Regions from separate parts of the Homo sapiens genome. Here regions 1 and 3 are each linked to region 2. The links are chromatin loops, found by intact Hi-C in ENCODE. Cell type or tissue: adrenal gland. All regions are shown on one strand.

Region 1 (5,000 bases), 280 kb before region 2:
AGCATGACTGGTGTGCTCCAGGAAGATCCAAGAGGCCAGGGGAGCTGAAGTGCAGTAGATGAGTGGCAGGGTGGCAAAAGATGAAGTCAGAGAAGCAGGAAGATGTGTGTCGGGGTGTTGGGGGGTGGACATCAAGCGTCTCAGAGGGCGAGAGTGAGGATTGCATAAAGCCAGGCATATAGAGGCTGAAGTCTGACACATAGCAAGTATTCAATAAAAGCGGTGCTGGTCATAGTTGGGGCTCTGAGTAGCAGCAGGAAGGGCCAGTCCTAGGACATCAATGCCTCTGAAAGTTTAAGCAGTGGGGGTTGCCCCCAGGTCTGGGTCCCACCACCAGGCCTGGGTCCCTTCCAGCCCCGCTTTGCCCCACTTCACTTCTTAGGCTGCAGTGACAAACTCCAAGAGTGAGGTTAGGTGTCAGGAGGGAGAGGGAGATGACACAGTGCATGGTAAGGAAGGGGGCTGTGGCTCCTCCCTGATTTTCCAGGAATGTCCCACCAGTTATCTGGGTCTGGGGAGAGGGATGGGGAAGGGGAGGAGAAGGTCCCACCTGCAGCAGCAGCTCCAGGCAGCCACAGAGTCTGTGCAGCTCGGCACTGGTGTCCGTCACTGGCCCCTGCCCATCCCCATAGCCCTGGAGGATGGCAGAGACGGCAGCTGCTGGGAGGATGGCAGATGTCAGGTCGCTGAGGGAGGGGCTCCCAGACCCTGACTTCTCCCATGACTCAGTCCCAGAGCATCTCTCAGGACACACTCACCTCTTAGGTCTTTGGTGACCTTGAGGATGGCTCCCTCTTCTGCCATGGGTACTTGGAAATGATGTGATTCCTTGCAACTTGGACTGTGAGCTCAGGAAGGACTTTCGGCCTCACTGCCCAGCTCTCTCCTTACACAAAGCAGGACGCAGAGCCTACAGAGGGAAAGTGACTAATCTTGGGTGACATAGCAAGTTACCTAGTAGGGGGAGAATCCCAGCTCTATCTTGTAGGCCAGTGTGTGAAGATGATGGTGTGGCCTCCACCGATTGAGCAGTCCCTGGGTGACGACACTGTGCTAACACTTGATGTCCTTGTCCCATTCAATCCTCACATAATCCTGGAGGTTATTAACTCCATTTTAGACCAGGAGAAACAGGGGATTGGAGAGGGTAAGTCTTTTATCCAGCATCACAGAGGTACCCAGGACTTGAACTCAGGTGTCTGTGCCCACAGGGCCTGTGTTCTGGGTCCTGACTTGGTGTGAGTGACCCCGTGAGGGCTCATGATATGTGGACACTAGGCTGGGGGTGTCCACTCCTTCCCCATGGAGTGCCCCTAGCCTTGCCTGGGTACTCAGTCTCCTCGAGACACCTACTCATCCTTTCCTGTGCCCCAGCTGAATGGAAAATATGTGTTCTTTGAGGAGAGGGTGCAGAAGTAAAGCACGGCCCCAGGGCTGGGGCTGAGCACATGCTGCGTGTGTGTGGGGAGCAGGGCGCCTGGTTGTAATACTGCCTTTCTCTCCAGGGGGATCTCATCCTCTTCTCCTCCCCATGGGTCCTGGGGCCCAGAGAGGGACACTGTGGCCCTGACAGCTGGTGGCCTTATTCTGAGATCCTAGAGTCAAGACCAGGCATGGAGCGGAAAACCCAGGTGTCCTGCCTCCCGGGCTGTGGCTGTTGGAGTTTGGGGTGGGGTGGCAGTGGTACAGCAGTGGGACACAGTGGAGGGAAGGGGAGAGGGAAACGGAGGTAAATGAGGGAGGTGGGTGGAGCATGGGATTCAGGGAGGACGGGGTCAGGAGTCCAGAGACCTGGGTCTCCATCCTGGCCTGGCTATGAACTCACTGTGTGATCTCCGGCAAATCACTCACCTTCCTTGAGCCTCAGTTTCCCAACCTGTAGACCAAAGATTGGACTGATGGTCTCGGCAGCCCCTTCCAGCCCAGATCCTGTGTGAAATCCATGAACGGCTCCATGTGTCTCCTCCTCTCCCTCGTCTCTGCCAGGCATTTTCCTCCCCTGGCTCCTGGCATCACACTCCTTCTATCCCCGTAAGTTCCAGGGGTCTCCCTGCTACTCACCCAGGAGAGCCTGGCTGGCTGGGGCACGAGAGCGCAGCTCTGCTGCCAGAGTCCGTCCCTAGTGACTCTGCCTTGCACAGCAGTCCCAGGATTTACAGCCTGGGAAGAAGTAACTCAGTCCCAGCCCAGCAGCCTGGAGGGGGAACCTGGCTCACAGCGGTGGGGGAACCGCAGACGCTGCAGGGAAGAAGTGGTAGAGGCAGGATCCAGGGCGCTGGGGCAGAATGGTGAGATGGGGGATGGGTCCTCTCAGGCCCACCTGGGGTAGAGTCACCTGTTGGCCAAATGGGGGCTGATCCATTGTGGTAGCTGGGACTGCTGCTAGTTTCCTTTTCGTTTTCAGCACCTGCTCTTGCTTTTCTCCTTCTCACCACCAGGGGGCAGAGGGAGGCCATGGAGCTCCGCAGCTGCTATTCCTGTGGTTGTCTCGTCTCTGTCACTTGGTTGGGCTGAGAGGCAGCGCTCCAGAGTGGGGAGGGCAGGGCGAGGGTCCCACCACGCTCCTCCTTCCTTCTCCACCTCAGTCAGCTGAGCGGTCCACCTGAGTGCTGGTCACCAGTGCCGAATCCCTAGTCCTGATCTCATTCCCAAAAGGATGGATGTGAGACCACCAGTGAGATCCTGTGCCCAGCAATGGGCCAGGTGGGTTTCCCAGGTGGGCTGGGGCTTCCCTTCCTGGCTGTGCTCTGCCTCCTTGAGGCTGGGGTCTTTCCATGCTGGGTCCTCGTTTCTCCAGGCTGGGCTGCTGCAGGGGCTAGTATGGGGGCAGAGGAGCAGGGGCCTGGGAGGACGGCTGTTTTCACAAACCCCAGGAACCGCATCTAAAAACCAGCACAAGGGATGCCCCAGCCCGTCTGCCCTCTCCTCCGTCCCTATATCCCCCATGCAGAGGCTGAAACCCCCATCTCTGTCTCCCGTGTCATGTCCCTGTCTCCCATCCCTGTCTTTCCCTCATTCCTTCCCTTTCTCTGTTCCCTGTGTCTCACTTTGCACCCTTGGTCTCTTTCTTGCCCTCCCAATTCAGTCTGTCTGAGGCCCTGTCCAGGATCCCTGCCCCTGCGCTCCTCCAGCACCCTGCCCTTCTCCAGCCCCCTGCCTCCCTCCAGTCCCCTGCCCTCCTCTAACCCCCTGCCATCCTCCAGCCCCCTGCCCTCCTCCAGTCCCCTGCCCTCCTCTAACCCCCTGCCATCCTCCAGTCCCCTGCCCTCCTCCAGTCCCCTGCCCTCCTCCAGTCCCCTGCTGTCCTCCAGCCCCCTGCCCTCCTCCAGGTCTGAGCTGGGAGGCAGGTGTCTGCCAGGGAACCACTCTGCCTGGTACAGGTGTGGCGCTGGTTTCTCCCTGGGAGAGTAAGAGGAGGTGTTTGGCATCACCAGGGATGGGTAACTCCTCTCTAGGTCCCTGTGACCTCAGGACTCCCTGTTGGTGGGTCTCCTTGCTTCACCCCATGTCCCTGCCTCCCCACCTCCCACACAGCCAGCTTTGACACGGATGAGGGGGTGCCTGTTGGGCCAGGCTAGGGTGGGCAGGAGCAGGGACAGTCAGTGGGGCTGGGATGGAGCGAGGTGCCAGGGGCAGTGGAGGTGGATGATCAAGGCGAGAAGGAGGGGAAGGTGTGTGTGCTGGTGTGCAACAGTGGCAGGGACAGGGATGGGGATGAGTGTCTATCTGCATCAGATGAGCTGGTTTCTAAGCGGCCTCTTGGGAGAGCCTGGAGCTTGCCTGTGACTCCCTCCCTCCTCTAACTGTGGGGAACAAGCTCCATCCCAGCTGGTGTGCCCTGACTCTGGCTCCAGTGGGGGTTGCTGCTGCTTGGGGCTCCCCTCTTCAGGGGCTTAGGGAAGAGCAGCCTGCACCCATCACCTGGGCCCTCACTAGAGGAGGTGTGATACCCTCGTTCTTGGGGTGGATAAACATCTACTGGGTGCTGATCCCCTCAGGAGCCAAGGCTCAGTGGCTACCCGGACATCTGGGCTGCCTGCCAGGGCACTCCTACTGCCAGTCCTGCTACTTCCATGCCCCTATTCCTCTCCTGGCTCTCCTGGAGCCCTCCCATGTGTGCTGTGTGTATATGGATTGGGAGGGCAGAAGGCAGAGCAAGGGGCCCGGGAGGTGGGGCAGCCATCTGCGGGGTGGTGCCAGTGGCTGGGGTTAGAGACATTATGAGCCAGGGAGGGGGCTAAGTGGGGCCACGACTAACTTGGGAGAAAGGACCGGATGCGGAGATGGCTTGTACATGGGTGATAAAGAGCGGGAGGAAGTTGAAAATGACCTCTCTCATCTCACAGAGACGGTGACTGACAAGGCAGCTTCAGACATTTGTCTGTATTAGCGTGTTGAAATATTTCGTAAATACAGAAAAGTGTACAAAATTCCCACTGACTAAACACACAGGTGTATCGGTATCCTCAGCTCTCAGAGTCTAGAAATTACCATTAAAGCAACAGTAATCAAGACAGTGTGGTGTTTGTGAAAGAACAAGGAAACGGAAAATCTGTCACATTTTGAAAGACATTATGAAGACGCGACAATCCAATGTAATGTGAGATCCTGGATTGGGTTCTGGAACAGAAAACAGACATTTCAGAATATGGTGACATTTTCATAAGGCTCACAGTCCTCTGAATAGCATTGCAGCAATGCAAATTAGTTAGTTTGGACACATGTGGCACGTAATGTAAGACGTTATCTTTAGGAAAAGCTGGTGGAGGGTATATGAGACCTGTACTGTCTGTACCGTCATTGAATCTCTTCTGTTAACACATAATTATTTTAAAATAAAAAGTTAAAATAAAAAAGAAGTGAGATTCCTGGCCTGCAATCACAAAATGAATTGGAAATAGCATAAAGCAGAGTGCTGTAGAAACGTTGACAGTTGGCTGGGCGTGGTGGCTCACGCCTGTAATCCCAGCACTTTGGGAGGCTGAGGCAGGAGGATCACC
Region 2 (5,000 bases):
ACTAGCTGCTGGGAAATGCCATTTTTATACCTTGCAGCCATGAGTACAGCCATACTTCTGGGGAGTTATTAGTAAAGGAGGAGAGGAGAGTGGGTATTGGGAACAACTGGAAATTTCTGATTCATACTCCAACATGTGCTGGAGGGAAAGATTTAAGAGTTATATTAGATACCATATGGGGAGGGGGTAGCTGAACAGCTTGAGTCCCCCTCTTTCATGGGAAGGGGGGGATGTGTAGGGATGGGTACCAGGGGCCATGTCAGTGTATTGAGATATCTTGACCACTTCCTCCAGTCATACTGCAGACTGGTCCAGGGATGAGTTCGTGACTCAAGTTGGGTCAGTTCAAATGCCCCCCTTGGACTGGAGAAAGAGAATGAGAAAGGGTCTGGGGTTGGGGTGGGTGGCTGCATGGAGTTCTCAACATTATCTCCAGGGAGGTGACTGCCTCTCTGCATGGCCTCTGTCCTCGTGCTTACTCCTCTGCAAGGTCAATCTGTCCATTCCCCTGTATCTCGGGCACAGAGGACAAGGCCTGAGGCTGCAGGGCAGAGCTTTCTATGCTCCATGTGTGGAGTCTAGAGACTGCAGAAAGAGCAGCTTAACTCACAGGGCCACCCAGACTAGACGGTGGACATCTCTGAGGACAACAGACTGGATGACCAGGTGGGCCTGTCTCCAGGCCTTGGTGCTATCTAAGCTCCAAGTGTTAGATACAACCTAAAGTTTCTTGCTAGTGCTGCAGAGAGGGTTGTGTGATGTAGAAAATAGAGACATAGGAATATTGCTGTGCCTTTGCAGGCTGTGAGTCATCCTGACACAGAGGTACTGTAGACAGAGGAGAGTCGTGGGTGGAAGCAGGGGAACATTGCTGTGTAAGGAGAAGGGAAGGAGAGGAGGAGAAGGTCCTGTGAAGAAGACAGAGGTCTCAGAGAGGAAGGAGGAGGACCTAGAAGGGGTGGTGTTTTGATGGGGAAAGGAGCTTTTCTTCTTTTCTAGAAGGAAAGAATGGCTGGTCAACAGTCCAGCCACCACCTTAGGATCAAAGTTAGTGAGCCCCAGAAGAAGGACACTGAATTTGGCCACAAAGAAATCATCCTTGTCCTTTTCTTTGGGAAAAGAGCGACAGCATCAGTAGGGGGCAGGAGGCTGAGGAAGTGGCTTAGCACAGCGTCAGGCTCATGAAAGTCTCACGAGATTTGTAGAGTTGGTGAACTGATGAGTGAATAGGAAGTAGAGACACAGCAAGTATAGACAGCTCGGAAGACCTTGACCCCCACCCACCCCAATCGACGTGTTTTCCTGGGCTTTACTCTTTGCTTCCGTTAGTCACTTTGGCCAAGGTTTCTCCTGCGTAGACGTCAGGATGGCGAGGACAGAGGCCAGGAAGGAAGGAGATGTGTCCCAGAAAGCTGAAGCCCCCTCCTGGGGCAGCCTTTTGGAAGGAGCTTCTGATACCTAACCTGGATCATTCCTGCTGCAGTATCAGCAGGTGTCAGCCGGGGAAGGAGAAGCCTTCTGTGAATGACAGTCCTTCAGATGACTAAAAACAGCTGAACTCTATCCCAAGCAGATATAAGAGAGGTGGAGATCAGGTGAGAGCCGCAGCTGGGTGGAATTCAGGGCAGCGTCAGCGTTCTGTGTGTGCCTGGTGCTGGGTTACAGCCGTCTCACTGCGCTTCCTCTTCTCCGATTCCTGCTCCAGGATCTCACCCTCCCCAGCCTCTAATAACCCCAAATCCTGGATTGGTGTTTGGGAGACCGTGGCTGGCCAGGTAAACAGGGCAGGCCGGGAGCAACAGCAGACACTGGAGGGAGGGAGTCGGGCCCTCCTCTGGATGAGTATTTGGGACCGGCAGGAAGGGCAGGTGGGGGAGGCTGAGTTCGAGGTTTCCCCCTTGGGGTCTCCTCTCTCCTGTTTCCAGTCTCCCCCGTCTCCCTTTTCAGCGCCTCCTCCCTTCCAGCCCATCCTGTCTGCATTTGCCCTCTGCCTTCCCTCCTCTCTGTCCCTCCGTTTCCCATCTCATCTGCCTTCTGTCTCCCAGGCAGCCTCCCCCAAGGCCCCACCCCGCTGAGGCACCTGTAGGCAGGGTTTCGGCAGGAGCTGCTGCCAGTGGTCCTCAGGGGAGGATGGACCTCCCTTTTCAAGAACTTCTGAAAACAGGAGGGGCCTAAACTTGGACTGGGGAGAGCTAAGGGAGGACTTTGGGATGTCCATACAGGCAGGGATTCTGTGACCCTTTGGTTTTCTTCTCCCCCGCCAGTTAAGGCAGAGCTGCCACGGGCTACGGCTCCCTCTAGTGGCCAACTTGGGAACCGCAGCCACTCATTGCCTTTCCTGGAAGCGGTCACAGTGGGCAGTAGGCTGAATCAACTGTCCAAGGGCCTGAGAGGCACAATTAATAGACAGCTGGAAGCCGAGAGTCTTCAGGTACTTAGAGACAGGCTGATTATTAAAAGCTTCAGTACAGCGGTGAGGACGGAGACCCACAGTCTCTGTTCCCATTATCAATCATCCCTCGTGGCGGATTGGACCTGGCCCAGATTTTCTCAATCATTTCTCAATGACCACCACTCAGGCAGTCAGCAGTGGCAGGAGCCAGAGAGCTCCAGGGCTCCAGGGTGTGGCTCAGCAGAAGGGGCACTGGACACAACGGGGCCTAGGCAAGATCCTTCCCCTCTCAAAACCCCCATGTCCCGTTCTTTGGGCCTTTGGGACCTGGGTGTCTCTGGGCTGCCCTCTCACAGCCCTGCATAGCCCATGCCCTAGTGCTTGCTCGCTGAGTCTGCAAGGCCAACCTGTCCATTCCCCTGCAGCCGGCCTGCTGCTTGGCAGGGCAGGTGAGCGCCTCTCCTGTGGCAGACGGTGCAGTGTTCAGCTCCACTGGACCTTTCGGGTGATTTGACCTCTGGAAGTTCTATTCCACTCACTCTTGCTTCTCCCCTTCCAAGTGACTACATTCCTAGAGGTTCTAGCACCTGCGGAGATGGAAACAGCTGCTCCCCATCCTCCGGGATCTGGGTCAGAGAACCTGAAATGCAGGCATCTTTATTTCCCAGACTCAGTTATTAGACTTCCCTCTTTTTCAGAGTCAATGACCCCCACAAAAAGAGTGAGCATGAACATCAACCTTTCTCCAAGGACACCCAGGCTCTGATTTCACTGAACTACCCCAAGTCTCTATGAACGTGGAACTGAATCTGACTGATTGAAAGTAAAATTAAAAAGTAAATAGTCCTCTTTTCCCTAAAAGGAGTGGTAGTGGGTGCTTCTGCAGAGGTAGGATCAAAGCACTGAGAAGCCTATTAGAAAACAAGGACAGTAAAACACTCTCTTTTACCTGCAGGCAGAACATGGGGGCAGAGTGCCCAGGCAGAGCAGGATTTGCCTTCACATCCATCCAATATGGGCCCAAGTGTCAGCTTTGCTAGTTTCTCACTTATGTGATCCCGGACAAATTATTTGACCTCTTGTTGCCTCAGTTTCTTCGTCTATAAAATGGGCCAGTAATAACTAGCTGACAAAGTTATGTGGATATTCACAATTCTGTGTATAGAATGCCGAGCACAGTGCTCATGTGACATGGTGGGAGGCAAGTAACATTTACTGGCTGTCTATGATACTGTTGGGCCCTGCATGAGATGCACAGGATGTCACTTACAAAAAACTCAAAATGGTGGCCGTGATCACTCCCATTTCACAGATTAGAAAACCAAGGCTCGGAGAAGGTAAGTAACAACTCTGTTAGTAAGTGCTGCATAAGGATTCAAATCCATCTCTATCTGCTTCCAAAGACTTTGGGCTTATCCAGAATGGTGTAGATAGTGTGGGGGTAGGAGCATGCTGGGGTCCAGGTCTTGAGATGGTGAGAGGTGACAACGTGCTAGCAGCCCTCGCTCCCTCTCAGCACCTCCTTGGCCTCGGCGCCCACTCTGGCCGCGCTTGAGGAGCCCTTCAGCCTGCCCCTGCACTGTGGGAGCCCCACTCTGGGCTGGCCAAGGCTGCAGCCGGCTCCCTCTGCTTGTGGGGAGGTGTGGAGAGAGAGGCGCGGGCAGGAACCAGGGCTGCGCGCTGTGCTTGCGAGCCAGCGTGAGTTCTGGGTGGGCGGGGGCCCGCACTCGGAGCGACCAGCCAGTGCCGCTGGCCCTGGGCAGTGGGGGGCTTAGCACCTGGGCCAGCAGCTGCAGAGGGTGCGCTGGGTCCCCCAGCACTGCTGGCCTGCCCGTGTTGTGCTCCAATTCTCGCGGGGTCTCAGCTGCCTCCCCGAGGGGCAGGGCTCGGGACCTGCAGCCCACCATGCCTGAGCCTCCCCCGTCCTCCCTGCGCTCCCACCGGGCCCAAGCCTCCCCGACGGGCACCGCCCCCTGCTCCGTGGTGCCCGGTCCCATCGACCGCCCAAGGACTGAGGCGTGCAGGTGTGGGGCACGGGACTGGCAGGCAGCTTTGCCCACAGGCACGGCATTCACTAGGGGAAGCCAGCTGGGCTTCTGAGTCAGGTGGGGACTTGGAGAACTTTTATGTCTAGCTGGAGGATTGTATATGCACCAATCAGCACTCTGTGCCTTGCTCAGGGTTTGTGGATGCACCAATCAGCACTCTGTATCTAGCTTATCTGGTGGGGACTTGGAGAACTTTTATGTCTAGCTAAAGGATTATAAATACACCAATCAGTACTCTGTCTAGCTCAAGGTTTGTAAACACACCAATCAGCACTCTGTGTCTAGCTCAAGGTTTGTAAAGGCACCAATCAGTGCTGTGTCTAGCTAATCTAGTGGGGACTTGGAGAACTTTTACTTCTAGCTAGAGGATTGTAAATGCACCAATCAGCACTCTGTGTCTAGCTCAGGGATTGTAAATGCACCAATCAGCACCCTGTCAAAATGGACCAATCAGCTCTCTGTAAAATGGGCCAATCAGCAGGATGTAGGTGAGGGGTGGTCAGATAAGGGAATAAAAACAGGCTGCCCTAGCCAGCAGCAGCAACCCGCTCTCTGCTTCC
Region 3 (5,000 bases), 200 kb before region 2:
AGCCATGCGGGGGCTGCAGGTCCCTGGAGCTGGACTCTCCAGCTGCCGTCTGGACTCAGGCCATGGGCCCCACCTGAGTCTGGGATGAACATCCTGTCACCCCACACCTTTCTCTGTCCCTGGGCCCTCCTCCCTCCTCTGGACCCTGAGGGGCTCTTGCCATCCTTTTCCCTGTCCCTGCCTACCTCTCCCCCAGGCTCCTCTACTCCTTCCCCAGGACCCCAGCCTTCTACCCAGGGCTGACTCTGTGCCTCTCCTCCCACAGCCAGAGGATCTGGAGGCCCCCAAGACACACCGCTTCAAGGTGAAGACCTTCAAGAAGGTGAAGCCCTGTGGGATCTGCCGCCAGGTCATCACCCAGGAAGGCTGCACCTGCAAAGGTGAGCAGCGGTCTGGGCTGTGGGGGATGGGAGCACCCATCAGGGGAATGAGATGGCTGGGCCTGGGCCAGGCTGGGACTCTGCTGTGCACACATCCTTGGGGTCCCAACCTGACGCCTTGTTCTCATCTGGTGGAGGATGCTGAGCTCACTGGATGACAAGCATGTGGGTGGGTGTGGTGGGCATGGCAGGTGGAGGGTAGCATGGAAATGGCATGCAGCTTGTATGAGGATGAATGGCATGAAGAAGGTATATGGGTGTCATGCGGGTGGCATGAAGAAGGTATATGAGTGGCATGTGAGTGGCATGTGGAAGATGCATGATTAGTATGTGGTGGCATGTGGAGGTTTTGTTGAGGGTGTGTGGATGGCATGTGGCTGGTGTGTGGATGATGCATGTTGACGATGTGTGGCTGGTGTGTGGATGATGTGTGTTGAGGGTATGTGGCTGGCATGTGGATGGCGTGTGGATGATGTGTTTGAAGGGTGTGTGGCTGGTGTGTGGTGGCATGTGGAGGTTGTGGTCAGGGTGTGTGGCTGGTGTGTGGCCTATGTGTGGATGGTGTGTGGATGATGTGTGTTGAGGGTGTGTGGCTGGTGTGTGGTGGCATGTGGAGGTCGTGGTCAGGGTGTGTTGCTGGTGTGTGGATGGTATGTGGCTGGTGTGTGGATGATGTATGCTGAGGGAGTGTGGCTGGTGTATAGATGGTGTGTGGATGATGCGTGCTGAGGGTGTGTGGATGGTGTGTGGATGATGTGTGCTGAGGATGTGTGGATGGTGTGTGGATGATGTGTTTTGAGGGTCTGTGGCTGGTGTGTGGATGGCGTGTGGATGATGTGTGTTGAGGGTCCGTGGCTGGTGTGTGGATGGCGTGTGGATGATGTGTGCTGAGGGTGTGTGACTGGTGTGTGGATGATGTGTGCTGAGGGTGTGTGGCTGGTGTGTGGATAATGTGTGCTGAGGGTGTGTGGCTGGTGTGTGGATGGCGTGAGGATGATGTGTGCTGAGGGTGTGTGGTTGGTGTGTGGATAGCATGTGGTCTGTATGTAGAAGCTGTGTGGAGGGTTTGTGGCAGGTGCATTGAGGTCACATGGCTGATGTGTTTTGAGGCATGTGGATGGGATGTGGTTGGTGTGTGGGAGTCGTGTGGGTGGCATGTGCTTGGCACTGGGAGTTCTGCAAAGAAAGGACGCCCCAGCCCTCTCCTGTGGCAGCTCAGAGGCAACTTTAAGAGGCCCCGAGTCAGACTCAGCGGAGGACCTGTTGTCTGCCAGGCTTTTCAATCGCTATTTTCATGAGCTCCTGGAATGGCCCGGGGCTTGGCTGTCATTATTGCCTGAAAAGTTGGTGTCTTGTCCCAGATCACACAGTGAAATCAGCAGGAGCTCCCTGCACCCAATATCAGTGGCTGACACCTTCACTCACCCCGTTGCCCCATCTGATGCTTCCCTCTCCTTCACCCCCACGTCCCACCAATTGCAGGGCCTCCCAAGGACAGCTGGAGTCCCCAAGCTTCTTGGCATCATCCCCTCCCAATTCCACTGTCATCATTTCTCATGTGGGTGACTGACTCACCTTTGCCTTCTCCTGTCTCCTGACCTATTCTCTGTGACCCACCGTCCACACCAGCTTCCAGTGGGACTTAAAAACATAAGCCCAATTATGTCAGCTCCTGGCTTAAAGCCTTTGGGGGTCCCTCACAATCCCCAAGACAGAGTACAGACCTCTTTCCCCGGCTGCCAGGCCTGGTGGGCTCAGCCTTTGCCCAGCTCTCTGCCGCATGTTCCTCTGCTCCTGACTCCATGTTCAAACCACTGGCACCTCACATGACTCCTCACTATGTTGGGCATGTCAAATATGCCAAGCAGGCCATGCCCTTTTTGCCCGGAGCCTTTGCTCATGAGTCTTTCTCTCCCTGGCTTCTCTCTCTTGCCCCTCCCTCCATGTCAAAGTCCCAGCAGGCTGGGAGGCTGGGCCTCAGAGCCCACTGAACAATTTCTAAAGCGCTTACTGCATACCAAGCACTCAAAGGCATGACCTCATCTGATGGTCACACCCCCCAAAAGGTGCTTGTGTCATCCCCGTTTTACAGAGGAGGAAACTGAGGTTGGCAGTGGTCACGTCGCTTGTCAAGGCACCCAGGAGTGGGGCCCGAGTGGGGATTTCAGGACGTGGGCTCTCAGGGGGAGGGAAAGTGGCTAACCAGGACTTTTGCAATACCAAAATCAGCCACGCGGTGTCACCCTCCTCCCAAGAGGTCTGGCTGGGGCTTGCGGGCAGTTTAGGGTTGGAGCCAGGGGAGAAGTCACAGAAGAATTGCTAGAGGTGAAGTTTTGCATTTTGTTTGCATAACAGCCCCACACCCTGCCCTGCGAAGATGCATAAATTAGCCCCTGGCCCTTCCCCACGGTTCCTTCCTTCCCTAGTGTCTTCCCGTCACTCCAGGGACTCCCAATATGGTGATACGAGGCAGTCTGGGGGTGGGGGCAGAAGGAAGTCCTGCCAACATTCACTGTGTGACCTTGGGCATTTCTCTGGCTGCAGTCTCCGGTGGCCCTCACATTCCATGGCTCTAGGTTCCCCAGCTGACCTGGCCTGAGGGCTTGGGTTGAGGAGAGGATTTGACCCCATGTGAACAGAAGGCTCCCAGGGTGAGCAAGACATGGCCCTGGTTTCACCTAGATCTCAGCCTGGCCCTGCTGGTGTGAACCGGAGGGGAGGGTGAGTGGACAGACTGGTTTGGCAGCTCTGGCTGGGCTCTGGAGGGTGGGGAGTTTGGTGGGAAGAAAGCCAGGGCTACACTGTAGCAGGACCAGCAGGTGTCAGGACTGGGACATGGAAGGTGCAGGGGCCAGGCCCAGATAGGGAGAAGGGAGGAAGACTCCTGACTCTATAGGTCATGTGTGCAGCCTCAGCAAAGGGACTGGGATCTCCAGGCCTGGGAGGAGGCTGGGGCTACTGGGTTCACTGGTGGGAGATGCAGGAGTGAAGCCACTGTCTGTGCTTTGGAGTCAGGAGCTCATGATGGCATGAGGTTGATAGTTCCCCTCATCCATCCATTCACCCACCCAACCAGGGCCACCCGATATGGTTGTATGGGTTTTTCCCTGGCTGAGGGGGCATGTGTGGACCAAACTCCAGCTCATGTCTGTTCACTGAGCCTGACTCAGTGGGTTTACTCTGCTCCCAGCCTTCAAGTCTTGGCTACAACATGGCAACTCTCTTGATGAGTGGCTCTGGGTGATAGGTGGGGTGGGGCGCATGGAATGTCAAGGCCCTGGATTCCCAGTCTCCATGGGACTTGCAACATTGAAGAAAGTTCTGCTGGAGGCAGGGGGCAGTGAGGAAGCTCTTTTAGATCTGGAGACACTGGGGCGTTTGGCCTGTCTCCCCTTGGTTGCCTGGACCTATAGCTTGGGCCGCCCTTCCGTTTTCCTCCCTCTTGCATTTCCCATTTGATGTAATATGGCCAAAAGAGGTGGGAAAGAGAGGAAAGGAACCTGGGGTCTGGTCCTGGTTTTGGAAGACTCAAAGATGAATAAGGCAGATAGGAAACTAAGAGGGTGGACATGCGGGCGTCATAGATGTACAGGCAAAGGGGTTCCTCCGGACCTGTGAACTCCTGTGAACTCCTGCATATGAACCCTGTCCTGGGTCTCTGGGGGGCTGCTGTGAGGAGCATTGAGGTTCTGTGTGCCTGTAAGATGGGTCCTCATGCTAGGGATGAAGGCTCTGTGTGAAAGATGCAGAGACAGATGAGACAATGGCAGGAGAACAGGTGCAGGGGCGTTGTTAGTGGCCCAGGCTCTACTTCTGGCCCTGCTTCTCACAACCTCTGTGATCTTGGATAAATCAATTAATAACTCAGGCCTCAGTTTCCTCATCTATGATTAACAGGGCTGGACCAAGAATACTTGCTGAGGCCCTGACAGTGGGGAGGGCCTGGAAAACTCCCTGGTTGGAGTCTGCAGAGGTAGGATAGCTTCCCCCACGCAGGCTGCTGCTCACCTCCTCCGCGCTGCGTGCAGCCATCTGGCAATCATGAACTGAGCTGTCCTCTGGGTCAGATGCTGTGCCAGGTCCTGGTGCTGAGAGCCAGCCCCTTACCTGGGAAGACAGACACAGTCAGACAATCATGGAGCACGGTACCAAAGCTGACACAGGTACGTGCGTGCGTGCGTGTGTGTGTGTGTGTGTGTGTGTGTGTGTGTATGTGGAGGGCCGTTTCTGACTCAGTAGAGATGTTCTTGTCAGGCTTCAGCAGGGAAGGCATGTGCAGGTTGGGTCTTGAGGGATGTGTAGGAGTTCCTCAGTCCAAATAGTCGGCTTCCCACAGGTCTCTAGGGAAGTGCTCTATGGGAGTCCATGTGCACAGGAGGCCCCAGAGGGAGGCTATGTGGACTCAGAGCTTTGCTCAAGGGCTCTACCTCCCACCAGGCCGAAACCCACAGGAAGATACCAGGATGGCAGCTCAGCAGCCCGAGGGCTGCCATCAGGGCCTGATCTGGGGCCCAGACTTGGATAAAACTTCACTTCTCAATGCCTCTGGTGAGCCTGGAATGGGGGACAGTCACCTGCAGTTTCCTTAGGGCAGGATGCACCTGGAAAGACGATCCGTCC

The links. Peaks named below come from ENCODE experiments on the same cell type or tissue, not always from the same donor. Only the 100,000 strongest peaks of a DNase experiment are listed, where the experiment ranks them.
Region 1: a loop joins it to region 2, with 4 times the contacts of the local background. A loop is called at or near these places in 78 of 110 quality-filtered maps.
Region 3: a loop joins it to region 2, with 5 times the contacts of the local background. A loop is called at or near these places in 108 of 110 quality-filtered maps.

What each region holds. Positions count from the first base shown.
Region 1 is chr2:218,066,410-218,071,409 of GRCh38, reverse strand. It overlaps RUFY4 (RUN and FYVE domain containing 4), which reads right to left and starts at 2,157. Exons shown (of 13, transcript NM_198483.4): 1 at 2,062-2,157; 2 at 1,852-1,929; 3 at 759-910; 4 at 551-657. The coding sequence starts at 804. RefSeq lists an enhancer at 1,545-2,408. In adrenal gland, CTCF peaks have their summits at 2,162 (motif pointing right) and 2,401 (motif pointing right); DNase peaks (open chromatin) are centred at 2,189 and 2,629; H3K4me3 peaks cover 522 bases; H3K27ac peaks cover 346 bases.
Region 2 is chr2:217,786,679-217,791,678 of GRCh38, reverse strand. DIRC3 (disrupted in renal carcinoma 3) reads left to right here and starts at 1,236. Exons shown (of 13, transcript NR_186301.1): 1 at 1,236-1,595. In adrenal gland, a CTCF peak has its summit at 2,291 (motif pointing left); DNase peaks (open chromatin) are centred at 428, 668, 1,488 and 2,288; H3K27ac peaks cover 2,840 bases.
Region 3 is chr2:217,986,322-217,991,321 of GRCh38, reverse strand. It overlaps TNS1 (tensin 1), which reads left to right. Exons shown (of 33, transcript NM_001387777.1): 2 at 266-380. It overlaps TNS1-AS1 (TNS1 antisense RNA 1), which reads right to left. Exons shown (of 4, transcript NR_135524.1): 3 at 4,389-4,487. Among named protein-coding and RNA genes, the nearest start is that of TNS1-AS1, 10 kb to the right of the region's middle. In adrenal gland, a CTCF peak has its summit at 2,604; a DNase peak (open chromatin) is centred at 2,621; H3K27ac peaks cover 3,649 bases.